Regions from separate parts of the Homo sapiens genome. Here region 1 is linked to region 2. Evidence: read pairs that join two places in POLR2A ChIA-PET (ENCODE). Cell type or tissue: HepG2. All regions are shown on one strand.

Region 1 (8,000 bases), 220 kb before region 2:
ATAGAATGGGAGCAAAGTCTACTTTCTGGCGTTGATATGGAGGGTAAATAGAGTGTCACAGGCTAAGTACATGACAAAGGACTTGGCACAGATTATATACTTGTTGGGTGTCATCTCTCTCCCACTCCATTTGCCAGATGTTTATGCAAATTGCTCCATGCAGAAATGGGGTGACGCTGGTCAGTACCTCAGGGGCCTCTGTGGGACCATCAGGATTCCTGTTGGGTATTTTTTTTTTTTTTTTTTTGCAATTCCTACACTCAACTTTTTTTTTTTTTTTTTTTTGAGATGGAGCCACACTCTGTCACCCAGGCTGGAATGCAGTGACGTGATCTCGGCTCACTGCAACCTCTGCTTCCCGGGTTCAAGCGATTCTCCTGCCTCAGCCTCCCGAGTAGCTGGGACTACAGGTGTCTGCCACCATGACTGGATAATTTTTGTATTTTTAGGAGAGACAGGGTTTCACCATATTGGTCAGGCTGGTCTCGAACTCCTGACCTCAAGTGATCCACCCACCTTGGCCTCCCAAAGTGCTGGGATTACAGGTGTGAGCCACCGTGCCCAGCCTTCTGTTTCTTTATTTATGTATTTATTTATTTTTGAGACAGGGTCTCGCTCTGTCACCCAGGCTGGAGTGCAGTGGTGTGATCACGGCTCACTGCAACCTTGACCTCCTGGGCTCAAGAGATCCTCCCACCCCAGCCTCTTGAGTAGCTGGGACTACAGATACACACCACCACACCCGGCTAATTTTGTTTATTTTTTTTAGAGACAGGGTCTCCGTATGTTGCCCACACTGGTCTCAAACTCCTGGCCTCAAGTGATCCTCCTGCCTCAGCCTCCCAAAGTGTTGGGATTATAGGCATGAGCCACCAAGCCCAGCCAGGATTCCCGTTTCTACCTGACCTTGGCTCTCCTGTCCCCACTCTCTCCTCAAGGAAGGCTATGCAACCAGTCAGCAGTGGTGGGCAAGGGTAGTAGGGCTTGGGTCCTGCTAAAGCCAAGCTTTAGGGAGAAGAGAGGGGGGAATATGGAGCATTCTTAGGTGCCATCTTCATTCTCCACAGGCCTTTGTTGAGCACTTATTGTATGCCAGGCACTGCATTGCAACTTACTATGTGAGTTTAATCTCACAAAACTCCTGGGAGGGGGGGACTGTTATTAGCCCTTCTTTACAAATGGGAATACTGATGCACAGAGAAGCTAAATGACATGCCAGAGGTCATATAGCAAGTAAGGGACAGAGTTGGGTGTTGGATTCAGAGATGAAGCTTGAAGTCTATGCTCTCAATGCCCCCACTTTTCACCCCCAAGGTTGGACGGATGCTTAGGGTGAGTTGTTGGGAAGAAGATACACCACCTTTTCTTGAGCTTTTTAGACTCATGAATGTCTTCGGGTAGCTAATGAAAGCTCTCCAGAAGAATGTATCCATATATGTGGTATCCGTATATACCAATATGCCATACTTTGCCTATTGGGGGCCCATGACCTCCATTATGGGTCCTGCCCCAGGAAAATGTTTCTTTCTATGCTGAAGCCAAAGCCTTTGCTCAGTGCATTGATGCAGCACTTCTGGGCTTTGTTTAGAGACAACCAGGGATGCGTGATGGTCAGTTCACCCAGCATCTCAGCTCAAGAGCAAATATGCCTTTCTGGCTGAGGATTCCCTGAGGCAGAGGCTATGTCTCCTGGTCAGACCGGGCTCCCTGAGTGCAGGGTTGTATCTCCCTCTCGGATGGTACACCCCAGCCTCTACCCATACCTTTCTTTTTTTTTTTTTTTTTTTTTGGTTTGTTGTTGTTGTTTTAGAGATGGAATCTCACTGTGTTGCTGAGGCTAGTCTCGAACTCCTGAGCTCAAGTGATCCTCCCTCCTTGGAGTCCCGAGTAGCTAAGACTACATGTGCCCAGCTTCTTTCTTAAGCTCCCCCAGATGGGAGGTGTTACCCTGTGGCCCCTCCTTTAGCACCTGCCAAGGGCTCTCATTTTGCCCTTCCAGTGTTTTCTGTCCTTGCTGGGGCCTTGGAGACTTCTGACCTCACAGCCCAATGAATGACCATTTTCTCACTGCCACTGAATTGGAAATGATTCCGCAAGGGGAAGCAGGGAGGAAAGGGGCTCTTGGCTCTGCTTCCTGGCCTTGATTTAAGGAACAAAAGAAGCCAAGCTCCAGGCTGCTGTGCAGACAGCGGAAGGGTTGTATGCTCTTTTAGAAAAAAAAAAAATACGTTTTTCCTGCTAAAAAAAATTTCTCTTTGTGCTCTCCAAAGAAAGAAAGTGGAGAAAAAGTACTTGTGGTCTGGTCTTGTCTGTGCCCTGGTGTCTCGGGCCCTTCGTCAGGGCGGAAGACCCGGTTTCCTCCCCCAGGCTTTTGGCTGTGTGCTTGTGGGCAAGTGACTCATTGCCCCTGGGCCTGGAAGTCCTCAGTGGATCATGGTGAGGATCAGTGGGGAAGGCGCTTTACCTCGAAGAAACTTCTGGTGCTACACGTGTGTGTGTTGTGGTCTGTGCCTTTGCAGCGGGGGAAACTGAGGCCCTAAGAGACGGTGTCTCAACATGTGGTATTTGGACGGCTGCCATCAGAGACATAATAGGGGGATCTCTGGCGGCCACTTGGATAAACATGGCCTCTGGAGCCCTGCTTCAGACCTACACAGCCAGACTTGGAACAGAGCCCAAGGAACTGCCATTTTATACCCCGGGGCAGGGGTGAGCCCCAGAAGTGCGAGGCCCATTGTTCACGGGGTGAAGCCACCCGTCCAAAGCCAAGGTAGGAGGTTTAGCAGGCTCTGAGGGTTCTGTCTGGACAGGCAGTTAGGGAGAGGGATGGACGGAGGCAAGTGTGGACGAGGTGTGGGATCAGAGGGTGTAGGGCGCAGGGACATAGGCGAGAGGCAGAAGGTCCTCAAGGCTGAGAGTGGGGAATGGAACGGAGGCTGAAGAGGGGCTGAGCTGGGGAAGGGACTCAGCAGGGAGCCCTGGGAGTGTGTTGGGGGCGGGCTTCTTCCTTGGACCTGTGAGGGTGGAGATTGCTTGTGCTGCGCTTGTCACCAAGTGTGCCTGAGCATCCACCGGGAGAGTGACGGCTCCACTCAGCACCGGGCCAACGACAGCTGACCTGTCTGACAAGGCTGACGAGGTCCCAGGTGCTCCACATATCGAATCTCCACAGCAGCCCTGAACTATTTTTACTGTGCCCCACCCCCCACTTTACAGATGGGGAAACTGAGGCACAAGGTGAGCAAACCCAGCTTGTCTGACTGCAGAGCCCATGCACTTAACTACTACATGCCACAGCTGAGAGGAAGTGCAAGGGGCCGTCCCTGAGCTTGACCGTGTGCCACCCAGGTGGGGAGATACGGGCTTCGCTCACCCATCTGGCCATTCTTTTTGGTCGTCCTTCATCCATCCAGCTTGCCAGGCCACTACTCTGACTCAGGTGCTAGGCTGGCCTGTGGCAGGGTGGGAAACTCTGCCATGGAGGCATGCACAGCCAGTGTGAGAGACAGATACACCCATGATTTTGCAACCGATCGTGTACAGAGTATGTAATGGGGTCCTACGAGTCAGAGGGCTGCACACTCCAGGCCAGAGAGAGCTCAGGGGAGAGGAGAGGAAGTAGCTGTCCATCAGTGTCCAGGAAAGGCAAAACTGAGGAAGGACAGGAATAGTCTGGAAGGATGGCAAGAATAATTTCAGCAGAGTGGGGAAGAGAGGGTTTGCTTTATCCTGGGGTGCTGGTTGCCAGGGTGACCCTTGTCCCAGGATTCGGTGAGGGTCTTGAGGTCACCAGGCAAGGAGCCAGGTGGCTAGATTCTGTTTCTTAGTCTAGCTGTGTGCCTCTAGCCCAGCTGGGAAGTGGGCAGGACCAGGGAAAGCCCCATCTACTTGTCTTTGAGGATAAGACCTCCCCCTCCCACCGCCCATAACACATGCGCATGCACACACGCAAACACACACACGTATCTAGGCTGATATCCAGGGCCTCACTCTCTTTCTCCCTAGCCTGGATATGACCAGATCCGAGTTCTAGAGCCACACTTGGAGGAGACCCAGACCTTGGAGGAGTTAAGCGTTGTCCTTCCGAGTCTCACAGTCCTGATTTGTAAAGGAGTTGGGAAAGGTGACCTCTGAGGTCCTCTCCAGCTTGAACATTCGAGGATTTTATGTCATTGCTGAATTTCATTATAGAATTCAAAGATAAACCTAAAGCGCTTGCTTTAGTAGAGAAGTCCCCCTCCTCCTTATCACTTTCAGCTCCTCACTGTGCCTCAGGTTCCACCACTGTAGAGTCACCTTTGGTCTCAAGGCATTTGTCCTTTGTTTAAATCAAGATAGACACCCCTACCCCCAAACTTAGCACACTTCAGGATGAGAATGTCGGCCCAGGGAAGTCAGCCCGCCTCGGTGTGAATGACTGTATGTAGAAGTGGTGTCTCACGTGCAGCCCCTGCTGCCTACTTCTCAGAGATGCCTTGTTTATCGTTCATCTGATGCTCTCTGTGGAGGGCTGGGAGGTTTATCAGATGGTTTCCGAAATGACAGCTGACTGGGAGCAGGTCTGGTCTGGTGGAGGGGCCAGTGGTGGCCAGGAGAGAGGTGGTTGCCTGTGGGGTCAGGGAGGCCCAGTTGGGGGTGGCTGCCTTTGGGGAGTGGCCCCTGGATGTAGAGACTGGAGTTGGGGAGGGGTGAGAGTTCTCCAGGGACTGGTTTCCTGAAGCCATTTGGGAATTCCTCTCTTGGGGGCATCTCTAGGAATCTGCTCAGGGACTGGAGCTGGGGGTATTAATGAATGCAATCTGGGGCTTCCCCAGGCACCAGAGGATGCCATGTGTAGGCCTCAGGCTGCTGTTGCGTTTGTCCATCTGTTGATTGATTTTTGGCTCCCACCTTAGGGCGTGGGGCATGAGTGGTAGGGTTGATTATGGGGTCAAGTTGCCCGACAGGCTGTCACTGCCGAGGGCTTTGGTGACACTGACTCAGGGTAAGGCCTCCTTCTAGACTTTTCTGTCTCTACCACTGCTTGCTGTGGGCCACGGTCGCCCTTTGCCTCTCCCTGGTCTTTCATGTCCCCATCATGGAGGAGAAAGAGGAACAGATCCTCCTCAGGGCCTCATCTAGCTCTGACATTTGTTTGTTTTGTTTTGTTGTTGTTGCTGCTGCTGTTGTTTTGAAAAAGGCTGGAGTGCAGTGGTGCGATCTCAGCTCACTGCAACCTCCACCTCCCTGTTTCAAGTGATCCTCCTGCCTCAGGCTCCTGAGTAGTTGGGATTACAGGCGCATACCACCATGCCGGGCTAATTTTTGTATTTTTAGTAGAGATGGGTTTCACCATGTTGGCCAGGCTGGTCTCGAACTCCCGACCTCAAGTGATCCACATGCCTCAGCCTCCCAAAGTGCTGGGAATACAGGCATGAGCAGCCACACCCGGCCTAGCTCTGATATTTGAAGTTGGCTTTCGGGAAGCAACACAGACCAGTGTTGACTGTTTCTTTTCTCCAGAAAAGCAGTTCAAGGGGCAGAGGCCCCTGTGGGGGGTTGTGGGAGTAGAGAAGGAAGGTGACAAGATCCTTTGGGACCTCCGGAAGGGAGGCGGGACAAGGCTGAGATGGTTGGGAAAAGAACCAAGACTTGAGGGCAGTGTTGGCAGGAGTAGCCGCACAGGCAGGAAGGGCTTGTCTGGCAGCTTACAGGGGAAGCAGGGAAGGGAAGACCTGGTCAGCGTGGGATGTGTTCATGGGTAGGTCTCCTGGCGGCCCCTGGGGCTCAGTCCCTCTGGCACTTCGGAGAGACTGTAGAGCAGAGCTGTCTCCAGGGTGAGTGAAGAAGCTGAGCAGTCAGTCCTCCAGCCCCTTCCTGTTGGTTGAGTGCGGCCTTTTGGGAGCATAAACTTTCTGGCCCTTGCAGACAGCCTGCCCGAGAAAGCCCGCAGGAGAGAAACAGACACAAGAGGAAACCATGGATGTGTACAGGAACTGTGAGGGCTGAGGGGATCCATGCAGGGCATCAACAGCCTTCAAGACTGATACTACCGTCTCATTGTACTGATGAGGAAACAGGCTCAGAGAGGTTGAATGACTTCCCAGCCAGAGACTGCGTTTCCACTGGGCTGTCTTGCTTCCCAATGGCAGCAGGTCGCTGTGAAACGAGGGATACCAGATGTGCAGGATGTAGGCTGCCCATCCTCCCCTCCTCTCCCCTCCACTTCCACATCTGTAAGATGGGACAATACCTGCCTAGGATCAACCTTGTAGGGCAGCATGAGAATCGGGAGCTCATATTTGTAAAACAGCGCACTGCCTGACCCATCGCCGGGGCTCAGTAAATGGGAGCCTTTATTGCATGGAGGCAGGACAAGGGGAGCTTAGCACCTGTTGAAAGACCGTTCTGTCCCCAAATGTTGTGTCCATCATCTTGCTGCTGTGCCGTCCAGTCTGATTATCAGAGCCATGTGTTAGCCCTGGTCTTGACCACAGAAGGACCTTGTCCAAATGAGTCGGCTTCCCCTGGGAGGTGTAATTCATTAATCTATCAGTACAGATGAGACCATCGAATAAACTGGCTGTAAGTAGAGCCTTGAGAAAATGGGAGAGTAGGTGGATATGTTTTGATTGCTTTATCTTATTTTTTTGAGAAGCAGAGAAGTGATTAAAGGAGAGCTTCTAGAAAGGGCTAAGACATTGGGCAGTTTCGGAAATCCCCCGATGGTGAGTGGCTGTGCGACACAGGGCACCAAGACCAGGGCACCTACCCGGAGTGCTTGTGGTGATGATAGGGGTGGGAGGTAGGGAGTTCTGCACACCTTAGGCAGGTGGGCTGAGGAACCTCCAGGGCCTGCCCAGTGCCTGGCTTTTAATGAAGCCTAATAAACGATTGTGGAACTGTTTTGCCTGAGGCCAGGCCAGAGGCAGCCTCTGGGTCTCGGTAACAGCCTGAATCCCCTGAGGTCGCCTCCTCTCAGCTGGCCGTGCTAACCCCTCCTCTCTCCCCCTCTTTCAGGAACCTCCTGGACAAAGACATGTTTTCCAAGTCCGACCCACGTAAGTCCTGCTCTGACAATAAGAACGGTAACAATAGCGGCAACGCTATGACTAATTACAGCGGCAATGCTTGAGCCCTTACTGAGCACTAACCATGTGCCAGGCGCCGTTCAAAGTGTGTCAAGCCTGTTTAATGTTTCTCCCATAGTGTCTGAGAAAGATAATTGCGGAGATTTGACCCTTCCCAGCCTGCACGCTTGTGAAGCCTCAACACAACAGAGCAGGCTGGGAGGGGTTGGAGGTCTGGGGCTACAGGGTCCCAGAGAAACCAGTAGGCCTAAGAGCTCCAGCTGGCTGTGACCTGGTGGGATGAGCACTGGTTTTGGAGTCCAGGTTCTAGCCTTGAGCAGTGCCACCCAAGCGTGTGACCTGGATGGGTCTTTGGCCTCCTCTGAGCCTGTTTTCCCATCTGTAAAGTGGGGCTGATGATAATCAGAGGCCTCATGAAACTGCTCCGGGCTGTAAAGGAGCAATGCGGATTTCTGATGCTCTCCCCCACCACACCTCTGCTTGTCGTCCATCACACCCACCCGTCTACCTGCCTCACACTTCAGACCCTTGCTGTAGCCTAGAAGGCAATGGTGCCGACCCTTCTCCTAAAGGTTGCCCCTTCCAGGCACACCTAGTCTCCCTTCTCCAACGCAACCCCTCCGAATCGGTGCATCTACAACCCTGTCCAGGCTTGGGGGGCCAGATTCCTGTCCAGGCTTGGGGGGCCAGACTCACTCACCAAGATCTCAGCCACCCCAGGAGACACCCTCTACCCCTACCCAGATCCAACAGTGCTACCCAGGCTGGGTCTGCTGAGGCGCCTGCCCAGCCAGGATCCTTTTCATCTGGGACCCCTCCTTCCTCTTGGCCTGAGGTATTAATCCACTGTTTCTCCTCCCCCCGCAGTGTGCGTCATGTATACCCAAGGGATGGAGAACAAGCAGTGGCGGGAGGTAGGTGCAGCTCCTT
Region 2 (8,000 bases):
AAATCTTTTGTTGTCATTTCAACAATGTGTGCAGCACCTTCAGCAATAGATTCCATCTCAAGAAACCACTCTTTGCTCATCCATTGAAACAAGTCTTCATTCGTTCAAGTTTTATCATGAGATTACAGCAATTCCGTCACATCTCTACGCTCCGTTTTTAGTTCTCTTGCTGTTTTTTCCACCACATCTGTCATTACTTCCTCCACTGCAGTCTCAAACCCCTCAGTCATCCATGTGGGTTGGAATCAACTTCTTCCAAACTGCTAATGTTGATATTTTGACCACCTCCCATGAATCGCATGTGTCGTTAATGACATGTAAAGCAGTGAATCCTTTCCAAAAGATTTTCAATTTACTTTGCCCAGATCCATCAGAGGAATAAATATCTATAGCAGTATAGCCTTATGAAATGTATTTCTTAATAAGACGTGAAAGCTGAAATGACTCCTTGATCCACCGGCTGCAGAGTGGATGTTGTGTTTGCAGGTATGAAACTACTAATCTCCCTGTACATCTCCAGCAGAGCTCTTGGGTAACCAGGTGTATTGTAAATGAGCAGTAATATTTTGAAAGAAATCTTTTTTGAGCAGGTCTCAATAGTAGGCTTAAAATATTCAGTAAACCTGGCTGGGCACGGTGGCTGACACCTGTAATCCTAGCACTTTGGAAGGCTGAGGCAGGCGATCACTTGAGGTCAGGAGTTCAAGACCAGCCTGGCCAACACGGTGAAACCTCACCTCTACTAAAAATACAAAAAATTAGTCGGGCGTGGTGGCAAGCGCCTGTAATCCCAGCTACTTGGGAGGCTGAGGCAGGAGAATCGCTTGAACCTGGGAGGCAGAGGTTGCAGTGAGCCGAGATAGCACCACCGCACTCCAGCCTGGGCGACAGAGCAAGACTCCTGTCTGAAAAAAAAAGAAAAAAAGAAAAAAAAACAGTAAACCATCCTATAAACAGATGGGCTGTCACCCAGGCTTCGTTCCATTTATAGGGCACAGGCAGAGTAAATTCAGCACAATTAAGGGTCTTGGGAATTTCAGAACAATAAATGAGCATTGGCTTCCACCAGCTGCCTCAGTCCTCAACGAGTTAGCCTGGGCGGGGCATAGAAGCTCCACGCCTGCAATCCCAGCGGAGTTCAGGAGTTTGTAAAGATGGGGTCTCACCAGACTGGTCTCCTGGGCAACATGGTGAGACCCAATCTCTACAAAAAAATTTTTACAAATCAGCTGAGCATGGTGGCGCGTGCCTGTGGTCCCAGCTACTTGGGAAGCTGAGGCAGGAGAATCGCTTGAGCCCAGGAGGTTGAGCCGTGTTTGTGCCACTACACTCCAGCCTGGGCCACAGAGCAAGAGCCTGTACCAAAAGCAAAACAAAAAATCAAGAGTAAGACTGTCCTTTGAAGCTTTGAAACCAGGCGTTGGCTTCCCCTCTCTAGCTATGAAAGTCCCAGATGGCATCTTGTTCCAATGGAAGGCTTTTTTCTACAATGAAAATGTTTAGTGTAGTCACCTTCATCCATTATCTTAGGTAGATCTTCTGGATAACTTGCAGCTTCTACATCAGCACTTGCTGCTTCACCTTGCACTTTTTGTTTTTTTGTTGTTGCTGTTGGTCTTTGTTTTTGTTTTTGTTTTTGAGACAGAGTCCTGCTCTGTCACCCAGACTGGAGTGTAATGGTGTGATCTTGGTTCACTGCAACCTGTGCCTCCTGGCTTCAAGCAATTCTCTCCTGCCTTGGCCTCCCAAGTAGCTGGGATTACAGGTGTCCACCATCATGTCCGGCTAATTTTTGTATTTTTAGTAGAGACGGTGTTTTGCCATGTTGGCTAGGCTGATCTCAAACTACTGACCTCAGATGATCCGCCCACCTCGGCCTCCCAAAGTGCTAGGATTACAGGCCTGAGCCACCATGCCCAACCTGACTTACATCTTATAGCACACTCATATCTGATATTTACATACAGAACGTTTATTTTATAAACTGCTTTTCTTGTATTTTTATATTATTGTTAAGGCTTTGCATTTCTATAATCCATATAGAAAATGGATCTCACTTCAGAAGAGTCAAGGGTCATTACCAATTTTTTTTTTTTTTTTTAACAAAAAAGGGGCCCATGTCTGATAAGTCAAGACCACTTGTCCTCTCTGAGCTTCTTGAGTAATGGGAGATAATTCCAACGTCACAAGGTTGATGAAAAAAAGCACCATTCATGTGCCTGGCATCTATTTATTCCACTTCAGTTTTCTTCCTATCTGGTTGTCTACTTTTGCTCTCCTACACCTTGCTCAGGGGATATCCCCAGTACTGGCAATATGAGTGTGTTTAATAAAGGAGCAAAGGAAAGCATTTTCTGGTGACAAGTCTCATCTGGCTGTTCGGTGACACCAAGGCACATGCCCAGGAAACTGGTAGTTTCCAGTCTGGCACCACAGCCTCTAGAGAAACAGAACCAGGGCACCTTTCCCAGCAAGTTTATGGAGAAAAAACAGGGATGGGCAGGTATCATCAGGAAGCAGGGTCCCAGGCTGAGGGCAGAGATGTGGCTTGTTTCCCTATCTAGGGATGCCTGGGGGGAATTAGGGTAAAAAGGCAAACAGCAGGTCAAGGTAGCTTATTTGGGCCAAGGTTGAAGACTGCAGCCTGAGACACTTCCAGGTTGCCTTGGAGAGTATTCCAAAGGACAGGCTCAACTTTTTACAGAAAAAAGGATGAATCAGAAGACGGGTGATTACAAAAGTTGTTCGTCAGGAATTCTCATTGGTTTACAGAAATAACACTGGTTAGTGATTGGCTATCCACTGTTGAATTACAGGACAATGGCATTTTATGGCTACTTGGCATCACAGTCTAGAACCCACATGGCAAGTGACTTCAAGAGGTAATTATTTAGCTCAAGGAGGGAGTGAAGACAGGACTGCTGTTAAATGCCTCTCTGGCCCTAATAATTTAAAAGGAATCACATTCCTCAGATTAAAAGGTGTTTTTCTTCCTTAAGACATACTGGGTCAAAGTGACAAACTGCACTTCTGTGGTATCAGAAACAGACTTTAATCTTGACTGCCCAGGCCGTAGTGCAGTGGCGCGATCTCAGCTCACTGCAACCTCTGCCTCCCAGGTTTAAGTAATTCTCCTGCCTTAGCCTCCCCTCCCCAGTAGCTGGGATTACAGGCGCGCTCCACCACGCCCGGCTTTTTTTTTTTTTTTTTTTTTTTTTAGTAGAGATGGGGTTTTGCCATGTTGGTAAAGCTGGTCTCGAACTCCTGACCTCAAATGATCCGTCCACCCGGGCCTCCCAAAGTGCTGGGATTACAAGCATGAGCCACTGCGCCCAGCCCAAGTTATTGGTTTTCTAAAGCTCCCCGTGATTCCAATGTGCAGCAAAGGGGAGAGAAAACACCATGAATACCCTGTGAAGTATATTGTTATCCCCCAACTTTTCAAACAAGGGAACTAAGAAAGTGACTTGCCCTCAGCACACAGCCAAAAAAAAAAAAAAAATTTGAACTCAAGAAAGCCTAATTTGAAAACCTATTTTAAAACAGCTATCTAGCAGTTTTAACCCACACCATCTTTCCTACCTACCTATCCCTTCAGAATCCCCTTTCTTAACATATGCCCATACTCCCTTATCCACAAATGTCCCTCTTGACCTTGGACCATTCAACTCAGTAGTCCCCCTTCCGCACTCTTCGAAATTGGACAGATTCAAAAGTGGTTGAGGAGGAGCAAGGTCAGCGGAAGCACACTCACAGCAGGCAAATTAGGGTAATTTCTGCCTGCCCAGCACCCAAAGGAGCCTTTCTTAAGCCATTACCTGAGTGCTTACTGCATGCCAACACAAGCCTGCACAGAACACCTATTATTTACTGAGCAGTGTGCTATGCTCTGTGCTGAGTGCTTTACTTGCATTACACTATATTCTTGATATTAACAATAGGGGATAGGTGCTTCCTATTATCACCATTTTAAAGATGAAAAAAATGAAATCCCAGACATTACACAATTGGCCCAAAGCCACAGAGCTGTAAGGAAGCAAGGATTCAAATCTGGGCTGCTATTTCCAAGCCTGACGGCCTTAACGTTACACTGCTCCCTATAACAAGCCCTGGATTTGCTGTTGAGGCACCAGAGCCCTGCTCTGCCACTGTGTCCCTGTGTGACCTTGAACAAATCCACTTTCTTATCTCTAAACTAATAAGAATTTGGACTATCGACTCTGAAGCCCTTTCCAGTTTATCTACACCTGGTCCTGTAACCAAGTTTATAGTTTCAGCTCCATTACCACTGGGCTGCGAAGTTAGACAACTTGCCAAGCCCCTCCGAACTTAAATCTCTTCCTCAATAAATGGAGATGATCACATTAACCTTACTACTAACACCCTTTTGAATCATTTTATTCCTGTCAACTGCTGTCATACCCAAGAGCTGGCAGTGGCTCAGGTACCAGTCTTGGATGACAGAGTAAGTAAAAACCTTTCCTTCCACCCACTTCTGTTGAGAATTAATCAAAATTACTTGAGGAAAGGAATGGAGCTTTCTTCCAGGTCAATAGACTGCCAGCTGCTGTAGAGAGCTTGTTTTTGTTTTTTGTTGTTGTTTTTGAGACAGGGCCTCACTCTGTCACCCAGGCTGGAGTGCAGTGGCACAATCTCAGCTCACTGCAACCTCTACCTCCTGGGCTCAAAGCAATCCTCCCACCTCAGCCTCCTCAGTAGCTGGGACTACAAGCACATACCACCATGCCCAGCTAATTTTTGTACTTTTTGTAGAGACGGGGTTTTGCCATGTTGCCCAGGCTGGTCTCCTGAGCTCAGGCAATCCACCTGCCTTGGGCTCCCAAAATGCTGGGAAGAAAAAGAGCTTTAATTACCAAGTAAGTGATCACTTAAATTTGTCTACTTAACTTCGACCACTATTTTTTCACCAGCAACTCAGAAATAAGACACAACAGTCTCCTAACTTGGGCTATCATTTTTAAACAAGAGCTCATGAATCTCTGGAAGAAAAAAAAAAGAGACACACAGAGAAAAAAAAGGTTTGTATACTTTTCTCTGTAAAACTGAAAAGTCCTCCCTGTTTGATGTTTTGGGTTTGTTTTTTTTTTTTGAGACAGTTTCACTCTTGTTGCCCAGGCTGGAGTGCAATGGCACGATCTCGGCTCACTGCAACCTCTGCCTCGCAGGTTCAAGCGATTCTCCTGGCTCAGCCTCCCCAGTTGCTGGGATTACAGGCATGTGCCAACATGCCCGGCTTTTTTAAGTAGAGACAGGATTTCTCCACGTTGGTCAGGCTGGTCTCAAACTCCCGACCTCACGTGATCCACCCAACTTGGCCTCCCAAAGTGCTCGGATTACAGGTGTGACCCACAGCACCTGGCCTAAGGCAGATACTTTCAATGATTCAGTTCTTAGCCCTCCTTGTCAGTGTGTTCATACTCCAACTTACAAAGCACGTGACTTCTTCCAACCTCACTCTTTGAGGCCAATTTCATGTCAAATGGATTGCTATATATTGCCAACTGAAATCTAACCAAGACTGCCAGCTCAGTAAACCTGTCCTCATTAAACTCCAAGCAGCTAGAATGAGCGAGCCAGCCATTCATCAATGCACTCTAATACTCCCAACTTCTTGGCTTTCCTGTCAGTGTTAAAGCTGGACAAGTTATCTTATACACGCTTGTTCAAATACATGGCTAAAGGAAAGTAAAAAAAAACCAATCAGATTTGGACCCACTTCAAACTTAAATAAACCCTTTTATCTCTAAATCCTAGTGCAGTTTACATTCTCAACTGTTTCTGGCTCTAAACCCCTATTTCATGATTAAGGCATTTATTTCTTCCTCTTCACCTCAGATTGGTTAGTCTCTCCTTATCATTTGAATGTGAGCTCTGGAACTGGGATGGCCAGTTGCAGTGGCTCATGCCTATAATCCCAACACTTTGGGATTACAGCCAAGGCTGGAGGGGTCCTTGAGTGCAGCCTGGGCAACAGTGAAATACCATCTTATAAAAAACAGCCTGGGGCGGGGCGCAGTGGCTCACGCCTGTAATCCTAGTACTTTGAGAGGCCAAGGCGGGCGGATCATGAGGTCAAGACATCGAGACCATCCTTGCCAATATGGTGAAACCCGTCTCTACTAAAAAATACCAAAAAATTAGCCAGGCATGGTGGTGCGCACCTGTAGTCCCAGCTGCTCAGGAGGCTGAGACAGGAGAATCACTTGAACCTGGGAGGCAGAGATTGCAGTGAGCTGAGATCACACCACTGCACTCCAGCCTGAGTGACAGAGTGAGACTCCGTCTCAAAACCAACCAACCAAAAAGAAAACTGGGGTGAAAATGAATTGTTAAAGGTCAACAGCCTAAACTTGCACTCCAGTCAAACACAAATATTATATAGATTTTTCTTTCTAGATATTGAGCTGGTGTTGTGATTTATCACTGTATCCCAGTCAGTGTTTGTATCATGGACTTTTGACATGTAGGAAAATTATGAAACAATTAAATGACAAATCAACATTCCAATTTGTATTTGTAAAATACTTTCATTGAAAACATGGGTAGTTTTATCTAAACTAAAAATAAATGTCATTATGAGATTCTGGTGGCAGCCAGCCAGCTGGATGAGGTTTTTTAAAGTTACCAGCTGCCTGAGCTTAAGATTTAGAATTGTTTCCCAAAGGAGTTATTCTTTCAAAAATGAAACTTCTAGGCCGGGCACGGTGGCTCACGCCTGTAATCCCAGCACTCTGGGAGGCCGAGGCAGGCGGATCACTTGAGGTCAGGAGTTCAAGATCAGCTTGGCTAACATGGTGAAACCCTGGCTCTACTAAAAATACAAAAAGCAGCTGGGCGTGGTGACACGCGCCTGTAGTCCCAGCTACTCGGGAGGCTGAGGCAGGAGAATTGCTTGAACCCGGGAGGCGAAGGTGGCAGTGAGCCGAGATCGAGCCACAGCACTCCAGCCTGGGTGACAAAGAGAGACTCCATCTCAAAAAAAAAAAAAAATACATAAATAACATTAAATAAAAAATAAACTTCTGTATCTCAAGACTTACATAACATTTTTTTAAAATATTCAAATATTTCCTTCTCCAAATGACCAATATAAACTTCACATCTCCACCCCACCCCCTCCCCGACCCCCCATTGCCACTGCCCAGCTCCAGGCAGCATTAGGCAACAACTTCAACAACATTCCCCTTAGCTCTACATTTTGGGGCTTTGTGAGCAAATAAAAAAACAGTGAACAACGCTAACTTGGCCAGGGAAAGGTGACTCAGGCCTGTAATCCCAGCGCTTTGGGAGGCTGAGGCAGAAGGATCGCTTGAGGAGTTCCAGACCAGCCTGAGAAACATAACCACGTCTCTTAAAAAAAGTTTTTAATTAGCTGGGCATGGTGGTGTGTGACTGTAGTCCTAGCTACTTGGGAGACTGAGGTGGGAGGAACGCTTGAGCCCAAGAAGCCAAGGCTGCAGTAAGCTATGTCACCACTGGTCTCAAAAAACAAAACAAAAACAGGAATGCTAACTTGCCCCAGATGAAATCTGAATGAAGTATATACTGAAATAAAGGTGCACAACCACAAATGAACAAGGCTTTCAAAAGAGGAGGACTCCTTCAACCTATAGACTACTTTTCTGGAAGGTTTAATTTTGCCCTGGAAATAGTATCCATCTCAGGACATTCCAAATGATTAGGGAGAAGCAAAGTATCAATGTTTTGATATTTCCACTTGCTCAAGACACATGTACTAACTTACAGTGAGGCACTACATGGCCATATTCTACATCTTTTATAGTAGAACAACTATACAATGCCTTACATCAGAAATGAGGAAAACTAAAGATTAAAACAGCAATGTTTTACACACGTATTTCATGTGTTAGTTTAGGAATCATTTTGGGTACCTTCATCAAATCGACAGAGAAAGCAGGATACTAAATGAGAATCTAAATACTGTATTATTAAGTACAGAGTCCAACAAGGGGAAAGTT

Evidence for each region. Peaks named below come from ENCODE experiments on the same cell type or tissue, not always from the same donor. Only the 100,000 strongest peaks of a DNase experiment are listed, where the experiment ranks them.
Region 1: POLR2A ChIA-PET joins it to region 2 with 6 read pairs; 2 of 35 experiments call an interaction of 5 or more read pairs at or near these places.

What each region holds. Positions count from the first base shown.
Region 1 is chr6:36,822,098-36,830,097 of GRCh38, reverse strand. It overlaps CPNE5 (copine 5), which reads left to right. Exons shown (of 21, transcript NM_020939.2): 2 at 7,000-7,040; 3 at 7,938-7,984. Among named protein-coding and RNA genes, the nearest start is that of CPNE5, 13 kb to the left of the region's middle. RefSeq lists a silencer at 4,291-4,585. In HepG2, a CTCF peak has its summit at 4,457; no DNase peak of the experiment used is centred here; H3K4me3 peaks cover 252 bases; H3K27me3 peaks cover 4,585 bases.
Region 2 is chr6:36,605,549-36,613,548 of GRCh38, reverse strand. It overlaps SRSF3 (serine and arginine rich splicing factor 3), which reads right to left. Exons shown (of 6, transcript NM_003017.5): 6 at 7,949-8,000. Among named protein-coding and RNA genes, the nearest start is that of MIR3925, 13 kb to the left of the region's middle. RefSeq lists a silencer at 191-391. In HepG2, no CTCF peak of the experiment used is centred here; a DNase peak (open chromatin) is centred at 4,188.